2 separate regions of the Mus musculus genome follow, and region 1 is linked to region 2. Evidence: chromatin loops called from intact Hi-C (ENCODE). Cell type or tissue: gastrocnemius. All regions are shown on one strand. Each heading gives the region's core, and the rest is flanking DNA. Links, peaks and the distances in the headings are about the cores only.

The links. Hi-C counts contacts between places; a loop is a spot of excess contacts. Peaks named below come from ENCODE experiments on the same cell type or tissue, not always from the same donor. Only the 100,000 strongest peaks of a DNase experiment are listed, where the experiment ranks them.
Region 1: a loop joins it to region 2, with 2.7 times the contacts of the local background. A loop is called at or near these places in 1 of 42 quality-filtered maps.

The regions. Positions count from the first base shown.
Region 1 is chr12:9,830,974-9,836,352 of GRCm38, reverse strand. No RefSeq gene overlaps it. Among named protein-coding and RNA genes, the nearest start is that of Gm22845, 32 kb to the left of the region's middle. In gastrocnemius, for the core only: a CTCF peak has its summit at 2,907 (motif pointing left); a DNase peak (open chromatin) is centred at 2,851.
Region 2 is chr12:9,577,240-9,582,618 of GRCm38, reverse strand. It overlaps Osr1 (odd-skipped related transcription factor 1), which reads right to left. Exons shown (of 3, transcript NM_011859.3): 2 at 2,826-3,524; 3 at 1,119-2,129. The coding sequence starts at 3,490. The coding sequence ends at 1,994. Gm40268 (a long non-coding RNA gene) reads right to left here and starts at 653. Exons shown (of 3, transcript XR_872473.1): 1 at 1-653. In gastrocnemius, for the core only: no CTCF peak of the experiment used is centred there; DNase peaks (open chromatin) are centred at 1,319, 1,885, 2,847 and 3,105; H3K4me3 peaks cover 3,743 bases; H3K27ac peaks cover 1,784 bases.

The sequences.
Region 1 (5,379 bases), core at 155-5,154, 250 kb before region 2:
TGGGACCATCTCTGGGCTGGTAGTCTTGGGTTCTATAAGAGAGCAGGCTGAGCAAGCCAGGTAAAGCAAGCCAGTAATGAACATCCCTCCATGGCCTCTGCATCAGCTCCTGCTTCCTGACCTTCTTGAGTTCCAGTCCTGACTTCCTTGGTGATGAACAGCAGTATGGAAGTGTAAGCAGAATAAACTCTTTCCTCCCCAACTTGCTTCTTGGTCATGATGTTTGTGCAGGAATAGAACCCTGACTAAGACACTAGGTCATATTGCAGGTTTTTAAAAATAAGTTTTTGAGAATTTCATTTAATGTATTTCTATCATTTTTCACTCTATATTCCCTCCCTGACTCCTCCAAGATCCATTTCCACCTCCCCACCAACTCACAACTTTAGCTCTTCTTTTTATTATAAGCCAAAGGTTTCAGTTTTTACTGTTCATATACTCAAGGGTGTGGAATAGACATGTTTTTTTTAATTTTAAAAAATCTTTGGGCTGATTTTCACAGTTATTATACTATGTGGTGTTCTCACCAATAGTGTTTAAGGATTTGCCTCTCATCACATCTGTGCCAGCATTTGTTATTAGTATTCTTGGTGATTACCATGTAGACCAGAGAGAGATGGAAACTTAAAGGTCAATGACTTGTTTTGGATGCTGTGACTGGAATGATATTCATCTCTAAACCAGTTTTCAACCAATAAATTATGATTGTCAGCACTCTTTATCATCTTTTTTTTTAGCCCATCTTTGCTTTCATTTGTGATATATATGAAAAAAGCAAGACTGTTCATAAACATATATTCACAAACATTTGCAGAATCCATTCCACATCCTTTGAGTATTTGTCTCCTACTTTTGTAGAGACAATGTGTTTCATGGAAATTAAGGTAACAATTCATATCCTAAACACGAAGACATTCTTATCTTTGGATTGGATTAATTAGGAAAGAAGAGAAAGCATAATAACCACCAGTATTTATGTGGAGTATACTAATAAAATTTTATATAAGTAGAAGTGTATCAAGAACTAAGTATTTGCAGGTTTATACCAGGGGAATAGGCCATCTTGACATAGGAGAAAGTATTGTAGAAATGGTAGACTATTGACAAAAGAGTGGAGAGAAGAGTATAGCATGAGACTGGAATCAGTTGATAAAAATTCCTAAAGATATTTTGAGGAATATAAATATTTATATTCCATTGAAATGTTCTGATCAAAAAAGCTTTGAAGTAAATGGACCTACTACTGTTTTATTAGTAATATGGAGGGTTTTTTATTTATATGTCAGGAAAGGGCTATTGATGAAGTGTATAGGGCTTACCTAACAGTGTCAGGAAGAAAGGATTTGGGTCTCCTCCATACCTCAATAATATGAAGGTGTGGGAAGCCACATGTGCCGTTACAGAGTGGCACTGACTACTGCTGGCCACCACGCATAAGTTTGGACAAACAACCAATGTGTACATATGCAGTAAAGTTTTTTGCAAAGACACTGCCTGGCCCAGGCATGATAATGAGGTTCTGTAAGGTACTGAGAGTATAACCAATCAGATGTGAGACATGCAAATGAGGTATGATAATGAGGTTCTGTAAGGTACTGAGAGTATAACCAATCAGATGTGAGACATGCAAATGAGGTATGATAATGAGGTTCTGTAAGGTACTGAGAGAGAGTAGCCAATCAGATGAGAAACATGCAAATGAGGCTTAGTGCATAACCAATCCGGGTGTGAGACACGACCCTCCTAGGCCTATAAAAGCAGCACCAGTTCTGGGCTCGGGGTCTTTTCGCCTCTACAATCAAGCTGTCCCAATAAACGTGTGCAGAAGGATCCTGTTGCAGCGTCGTTCTTCCTGGCCAGTCGAGCGCGCGCAAGATGAAGGGAAAGAAGATGGCAGGTGATAGTAATATACCAACTATTAAAATCTCTGGGATAGTCATGGATAATTGAAAAGCAGATATGCTATGAAGCTTGGAGATGGAAGGAAAATGCTCATTTCAGTAGCAAAGAAATAAACTTTATAATTTTGAAATAGAAGAACATCTAGATTGCATTCTAGAGGGCTCAATCGCAAGGAGGCAGTGCTTTCAACTGTACAATGAGTATAAGTGCAGAGGATTGAAACTGTGGTTTTAGATGAAGACGGAGCCTCAAGAAAATACACACTATATGTTCAAAATGCCAAATTTTAAGAAGACAGAAAAAAGAGTCAAGTTTGGAGCCAGCTGTGTCAGCAAACAGGGATATACCAAAGCATAATCAGCATTGGATACAATCACTGAGCTAATTTGAAGCCCAACTAGACAATGAGCCTGGGTCATACAAGTCACAGAAGTGCCAGAAAGATCTCTTCCTCATGGCATGTGACTAGAGCCATGGCAAAGAAATATTTTTAAAGGTCTCTCCTGAGTTACCTGGCAGTTCTAAAATTCTCACCTAGCATGACCAATTCTGAGAACTTTGGGCAAGTGTCAGAAAACTAAGCTCTATCCCCTAGCCCCAAGAATACCTCTAACTACAGGTAGGAAAACCCAGGGTTATAACCACACAGGAGTGGAGTCTGGGCAGAGCCATATGAGACTTACTAGCATCTTAGTTACTTGCTCATTTCTGTAATAAAATAGCTTGGCAAAAGCAAATTAAGGAAGAAAAGGTTCTTTGGGTTCTAGTTCCAGAAGGATACACTCTATAGTGGTGAGGAAGACATGGACACTGGTGAGAAAGGCATTGTGGCAGAAGTGGGGATTTGTCTGATCACACTGTGTGCGCACTCTGGGAAGCAAAGCAGGAACAGGAAGTGGGGCTGGGCTTCAAACCCTCACCCTCACTCGGGCACTCACTTCCTCCAGCAAGGCTCCACCTCCTTAACATTCTTCAACCTTCCCTAACAGCGCCACCACCTGGACAACAAGTGTTTAAACAGTTGAATCAACAGGAGAGATTTCACATTCAAACCAGAGCATCCTGACAGAGCACAAACAGGGATAAGTCAGTGCTTAATTAGAAAGCCAAAAAAGAATATGAAAAATAAATTTAATACAAAACCAGAAAAAATCATATTGAAATGTGGGGAATTAAATCAAATAAAAAACAACGTACAAAGCCTCATTAATAGAGTGGATCAAGTTGAAAACAGGTCCTATAAGGTTTAAAAGGAAGGTAGATGGTAGGAACATTCAGACAGAAATAGAGTAACAAGGTAGGAGTGAATTATGCAATATATGGCAAACTAAGAGAACAACTGTACAAATCATGAGCATAAAAATACAAAATAGCAAAACTATACTCAGTAAGGTCAGAATATAAAATTCCTAAGTCAAATAATGACCTTTTGGATACAGGAGCATTTAAAATACCAATAAGGGAATACAAGAATATATATGAGAAATGATGTATTTTAAGATCTGAAAGATAGTGACTGCCAACCCACATTACTCTACCCAAAAAGCTATCTCTATTTAATGAAACAATAAAAATCACTATAATAAACACAAAATAAAAGAAGCCATGACCATTATCCAGTACTATAGAAAACACTTGAAAGAGTCCTAGGCAATGGAGTGAAAGAATGACATAAAGCACACAAAATCATTGCAAAAACGACTAAATGACAAGAGTTTGTGCATACATTGCAATAATGACTTTGAATATTGGTTGTATGAAATCTCTAATAAAAAGCTATAGACTTGAAGATAGATTAAAAACAAAATATGGTGTTTACCTAACTGTGTCATCTTTAAAAAATACAGACATCTCCAGAAAAAATAAACACAAATTTAGAGCAAAAAGAAGAAAATGATATTTCCAATAGAATGGAATTAGTAAGTAAGCTAATGCAGGGCTACCATGATCTGAAAAAGTATATTTCAAACAAAAAAAATGTCAAAAGAAATAAAGAAATCTACTTCACACTGAAAAAATCGAGAGTTTGTAACAATTCTCAACATATGCATAACAGTCATTCTATACATATACCTGCTCAACTACACAAAACAAACAATATTGAACACAAAGTCAAAAACTGATCTCATCAAAATAACAAGAAGTCACTCAGATGCTCCATTCACACAAATAAATAAATCACCGCAACAGAAACAAACATCTGAGTTAAATGTCACTATATTTTGAATGGACTTAAAGACATCTACAGCATATTCCATTCAAACACAGTAGAATTCATGTTATTCTCAGGAATTTATGGAGTTTTCTCAAATCATGACATATATGAGATGAAAAGCAAGTTTGTAAGTTTCTTCTATCTATCCCTAATAGGACAAAACTGGAAATCAGAAGTGAGAGGTAGTATAGAAAATATACAAGCTAATGGAGACTAAACACAAGACTATTAAAGGGTAAATGGATCACAGAAATCAGGAGACAAAATTTTAATGTCTATAATCTAGTTAAATAAAAGCAGGAGATATCAGAACCTATAGCATATATCAAAAGTGATTCTAAGAAGGACTTTTATAAAATGTGTAAAATTTTAAAGTTAGAGGTCAAAACTATAGGAGCCAGAATTTAATGGTATATCCTGGGGTTCCTGAAAAATAAATTTATATTGAATCCAAGATCAAATCAGAAATCACTCAAATGGAAATGAAACAAGAACTACAAAAAGTCAACAACAAGGAAACAAAAAGATGGTTCTTTGGCAAAATAAACATTTGGCAAATATTAGTCAAAATTACTACAATGGAAAGAAATATGACTCAAATTATTAAACTTGAAGAAGGTAATAGAGACATTACAGCAGATATTGATGCAACTTGGAGGTCTTTATTACAAACTTTGAAAATAAACATTCTAATACATTGAAAATTCTACAGAAAAATGCATTAATTTCTAGATGCACATGATCCACCAAAATTAAATCAAAAACATACAAACAAGTTATGCAGTTCTATAAAAGTCAATGAAATTAAAGCAGTAATAAGAAGTCTCTTGATTTAAGAGAGAGAAAGAGAGAGAGAGAGAGAGAGAGAGAGAGAGAGAGAGAGAGAGAGAGAGAGAGAGAGAGAGAGAGACCCAGGCTCAGATAGATCCAGTGCTGAATTATACTAGACTCAAAGTAAAAATAAGACCCCTGCTTCATAAAGTAAGTGTGAGGAGCAGGTGTGGCGGCAGTCCCAAAGGCGCCAGGGACTGCAGCTAAGTCATATGACTTGCACCTGACTTCCTCATATAAGACACAAACATCTTGAGTGCTGCGCAGGTGTACCAGGATACAGGTGAATCCAATTTGGTGGAGATATGCCCCTGCTGCCCTGATTAGCTGAAGCTGCGTACCTGGTAAGGTGGCGTGGCCTGCTGTGCGTGGATGGGAACTGAGAGTATAAAAGAGTGAGAGGCCCAGGGTTCGGGGGAGATATATAAACA
Region 2 (5,379 bases), core at 237-5,236:
CCGCGGGACACTGCTTGAAGCTGGATTTTGGGCCATTGATGCAGGGAAGCGCAACCCAGTGGTCCCCACCTATATGTAGTGTCAGGGGCTGAAGCCAGAAAAGCTAAGCTTGATTTGAAAAAGGCCAAGGGCGCCACCATCTGCGCGGTCTTGCTGTCTAGGCGCTGGAGCTGGGGGGAGCCCAGCCCCGCCCCCGAACAGGAGAGCCAGGACAGCCAGATCTCTAATTGTGGGAAAACTATACGCCCAAGGGTAGGTTCGGTTTGCCAGAGGTGAACTATTTCCCTTTCTGAGCCTGAGGGGGTGAGGGGAGGGTAGACCCCAAGGCATCCACTTCCATCCCTCTCGAGGTTTTCAAATTGCGAAGAATCTTAGTGGGTTTGGAGCTGCGATTCGGCTGGAGAACAAGCTCCAAGAGAAGAACTGGGAGTAAGGGGTTCCCAAAGAAAACAGACTAGATGGATGTAGATTGGGGAACTTTGCGAAGACTGATTGCATATTGTGAATTCCTTCTGAAAGGCAGGGACAGAGGAAAGTGTGTATGGCTTAGAGGCCCTGTGAAGGCAGATCACACTCCAAAGCAAAAGCAAAGAAACAAACAAAACCCAACAACAACAGAAAGAAGAAAGAAAGAGAAAAAAAAAGAAGGAAGGAAGAAGGAAGGAAGGAAGGAAGGAAGGAAGGAAGGAAGGAAGGAAGGAAGGAAGGAAGGAAGGAAGGAAACAGGCTGGTCTGGGAAAGCTGCTAGTGTCGGGGGTGGGGTGGAGCCTGGGAGAGGTACTCTGTTCCCTCGCGGGCCTTACAGGACGCCCGCACCCAGAGAGGCTGGGATTTCTCACAACTTAGTGTAATAGCAGCAGACTCTGTCCTTTGCAACTCACAGCTTTCCAGATTTGGGGAGTTAGGAGACTGGACTTCTGACACTGGAAAGTACGGAATTAAGTACAGAGACCGACCAACACCACGGGTCGCAGAGCTCCCTCTGCCACCTCATCCCTCTCACCCTAACAGGACCAGGTGAGAGAAGCTGACAGGTGGAAATTGAACAGAGAAATCTGTTCCTCTATCAATAAAAGAGCTTTTCTCTCGCGACCCGAGAGGGTATATCTATTCTAACGTGCCTGTAAAATAACCGTTTATTTAATAGTTTTTTAAAAAAAGAACTCCAGTGATAAATGTCCGTTACCGATGGTCAGCATAAAGTGCCAGTCGCAATACAACGCCCGGCTCCTGGCCGGCTGCTGGCTCGCGCGCAGCGTTGGAACAGAGGAGCGGAGGCCCGGTCCCCTTAGCCCCGGGCGCCTGGTTCTCAGCCGGGTTTCCGCGCCCGAAGCTGTAGGTCAGCGGGAGCACCCGGGAGTCGCGCGGAGCCAGCGGCCCCTGGGGCCGGATGGCAGAAGCAGATACAAGGATTACATTTTCGCAGGGTCCCCGGTGTAGGGATAGGGAAAGGAAGGGGGACTGGAAATTGCCAGGGCGCGCAGATCTTTTCTTTCCCCCCTCTCCGCAGTCAAGACTTTACAAGCTTATATGGTCAGGGGAGGGAGGGGGAGTAAAGAAAACGTATAAAATAACAATAGAAAAAGTAATACTTCTGTGAGAGGCGCCGCTGCGGCTCAGCGGAGTTTTCGTTGTGTGTGTGTGTGTGTGTGTGTGTGTGTGTGTGTGTGTGTGTGTGTGTATGTGTGTTGCTGTTGTTGTTGTTGGTTTTTTTTTTTTAATGCAGTTTTCCTTCCGGCGTGTGAGTTGAGTACCGCCTTTTGGCCAAGTTTTAGCCGCGTCCTAGGGGAGCCGCCCAGGCTGTAGGAGTCACGGCCCGGGCCAAGGCTCAGGAGCGCCGCAAGCGCAAAGGACCCAAGGGATTTTGTTGCTGTGGAAGGAAGATCCCGAAAGCCCCTCCCGCTGCCCGCAGAGTTGCCTTCAGCTTGGGTCCCTCTGGTAGAGAAGGCGGCAGCACGCCCCAGGTTCCTGGCGCCCCGCAGGCTCTGTTTATTTAGCATTTGATCTTGGAGGTTTTGAGCTCCTTCACTTGTGAGTGTAGCGTCTTGTGGACAGCGAGAGTCCGGGACTGGCAGAATCCTTTCCCACACTCTTGACACTTGAAAGGCTTCTCTTTGGAGTGAATATATCTAAGGGTAGAGACAGACAACATAACGCAATGTTGTTTATAAATGGCTGTCCGATATCTCACCCCCCCCTTGCTGTTAAGGTGCTTGTGGGTACAGGCAAAGCAAGCAAGATCGAGCAAAGTGCAGAGGACGTGGGTGGGAGTGGGGAGAGGAGGGAGGAGAGGGCAAAGAGACCACCAGCCTTCCTGGGAGAAGTAGCAAACACCTCCTCCTAAAGGCTGAGTCAACATTGGAGGTCATCAACAGACCAGGCTTCACACAGTTTCTAGATCTGCACTGCCCAAGAAATTCTTAAAAACTAAAAACTGCATGAAATTAACGAAAACGAAAACGTTTCTGCGTTCCTATTTCAAGTGCCCGTTCCTAAATCTCTCCGTCTTTGCAGGAACAGTTTATTGGACAGTTATTGGGCAGTTTCCGGGGGACTGAGAACCTGGCAAGGAGACCCGACCGTGTGAAGACGCGGTTTTAGGTCCTATTCATCACCGTATTTCTCTCACCCGCGTTTTAAAACCTTTCCTGAAGCGGAGGCAGGGCAAGGGAGTTCATTTATGGATTTAGAGACTCCCCCAGAGGTATGGGAATGCTTACAGCCACTGGAGACTCTTGGGAACCTAAAAGGGGAGGGGGAAGCATCAAGCCAAAGCAGCAGAAACAGATCTCTCTGGGGCCACCCGCAGTGCTGCAGTGTCGCACCTGTGGTCCCGTAGGTGGTCTTGCCTCCGGAAAGCTTTGTGGCAGATGTCACAGGTGTAAGGTCGCTCATCAGTGTGCGTCCGCTCGTGGATAAGTAGGTTATAGGACTTAGTGAAGTGGCGGCCACAGAACTTGCAAACGAATTCCTTCTTGGTCTTGGAAGGCAGGCGTCCCCTTGTTGGCTTCTTTTCTGGGGATAGCTTGGTCACGTCCAGGAGGGCGCCCAGCCCACCAGCAGGGGAGCCAGGGCCCTCCCCTCGGCCAAGCTTGGTGGGATCCTCTTGTGTGGCAGCCAAGGCCAGGTTAGCGAAATCAAAGCGAGGCTTGGTCTTAAGTGCTGCGCCGCTGCCTCCCGCGGTGATCTCTGGCTTAGGGTGAATGACGTGGGGAAACCAGGGGAAGGCTGGCAGCTGGAAGCGAGCGTCCATCAGGCTGGACACCGCACCTGGCACTTTAGAAAAAGAGGATCGAGGCAAGTGCATGGCTGGGTAGCCCAGCGTCCATTGGTGCAGATGCACCGCATGAAGAGCGCTGAAACCATACAGGTTGGGCAGGTGGTCCGAGGGCACTGTGGGCAGGCCATTCACTGCCTGAAGGAAAGAGTAATTGGTAAGCTGCAGGGATGGGTGAATGGGTACCGGTGCTGGCAAGGTTTTGCTGCCCATTTCTGTCGCTGGGAACCGCAATGATTTCAAATATCTGCAAAGACAGGAAGAGGGTGGGGACAGACCCAAAGAGATGTTTAGAGTAGGTCACCTTCCTCCAGAATTCCAGTCCAGTTCTACCCTCTCCCTCCCTTAGGACAGGCATGAGGTAAGACTCAAAGACTCCACCCATGAACCTACTGCCCCCTCAACATAGAGAATATAAGATGTAGGAGAGCTGGCTGACCAGAACTCTCCATGATGGTTAGACTCCATCCAAATGGTGTCTGGCAGAGACATACATGTTGACAGAGCAATCAGTAGGAAACTAAGTCCTTAAAGACAGATACAACCAACTTAAAACAAAAGCCTGCTGTCAGCTGTGAACGATGCAAACATGGCATGCATGCAGACACCGGATATCCACATTCAGACAAACCTGGAGCCACACAGAATTACGCTGTCCTACAACAATATCAGAACCTGAGGAAGCAAAATTACACGTTCAGACTATCTTGTTCTGAAGCAGAAATTCAACAAGAAGGTCCAGAGACAAAGAAAAGCCAGTGTTTTTATGGGACAACCCTGTACGAAATGCAGGAGGCTTCAAATATATATACCACCCAGTTCCTGAATTCTAAGCCAATGAAACCAGAAATTCCTATTTCATAGGGTAACTGGTTTGGTTTCCAGAAGCCAAAAGAATCAGGTCATCGTCTTTAAAACTCTCACTTGGACCTAAGTTTGCAAAGTACCTTAAGACTGATTGGTGAGTCCTGTGGAGTTTGTCCTCTTTGTAGCTGCTTGCTGACCGACTCCCTAACTTTTGGAGGTTTGGTCACCCTCCTTTCAAGAAAGGTACTGACAAGTATGCTTACTTCATTCGCTCTGTCACACAATCACAATTCCATAGGAGGGAATTCATGTGCTCATAGCAAAGAGGAGCCTGCTGTTCGTCTTCTTATGTAGGAAGAGAACTTTGGGCAAGGTCAATGTGTAGCACCAACACCAGGCCTCCACTGCTCCACTCTGTTTATTCTCTAACTAGAAGATCGGGGTTCTTGAATAAGATCAAAGCGCTGCCATGCCCAAGTAACCAGGGCCACCAGAACCAGCATCTTCTGGCTACTTTGGTCAAGTTCCTCAGGATGCATGGGAAATTGGGGGCGGGGGGCTCCTCTGTCCCTCCAGACATTTCTAATTTGGGTCTATAGAGTGGAAGAAGGAAAAAGGTAGGAAGGTCAAAAGCACTAGGGACCCCTAGGAAGCCTCTAAGCTTAGGCTTCACTGGCAATGCTGGGGTCATTGTCAGAGCGGGATCTTTGTAGGGTCCTTCCTTTTTCCCAGGGGCAGTATCTGGCTTCTGGTTCCTTTCAGCCACTGCCTTTCTTCCTCACATCTCTCCTCTGTCTAGAGTGTTCCCTGGTACAGGCTACTTTTCTGACTCTGTCTTCACAGCTCAGCCCCAGCAGGTCTAAACACCCTCCTTGCTAAAGGCAAGGCAGAGAGAGTGGGCTCAGTTTCTTTTTCTCTGCCTGAGGCTCTAAGATGTCTGGCTGGCCCAGAGATGCATAGTGCAAGTTTGGAGGGGAGAAACTGAGGACACTACTGAGAAAAACCTCTTTAGCAGCCAGTAGGAAGGTGGCTGGTGATACTGCTGATCCAAAGGGGTGACTAGTTGCACAAACACAAGAGCAGGCTGGCTGAAATGTGCCTGCAATTAATTTGGCCTCCCAGATAAGGAGCACAAAAATCTGTTGCGATCCAACCTGCCTAGCTAGCAGGATAGCAATCACACACCAGCCTTCTCTACTACTCAATTCACAAAACTTGGGCCAGGCAAGCGAGGGTCATGTCAGATTTCTGGGACTAAGAAAAGCAAAGTGCAGTTGGGCTTGGGCTGAAGAGGA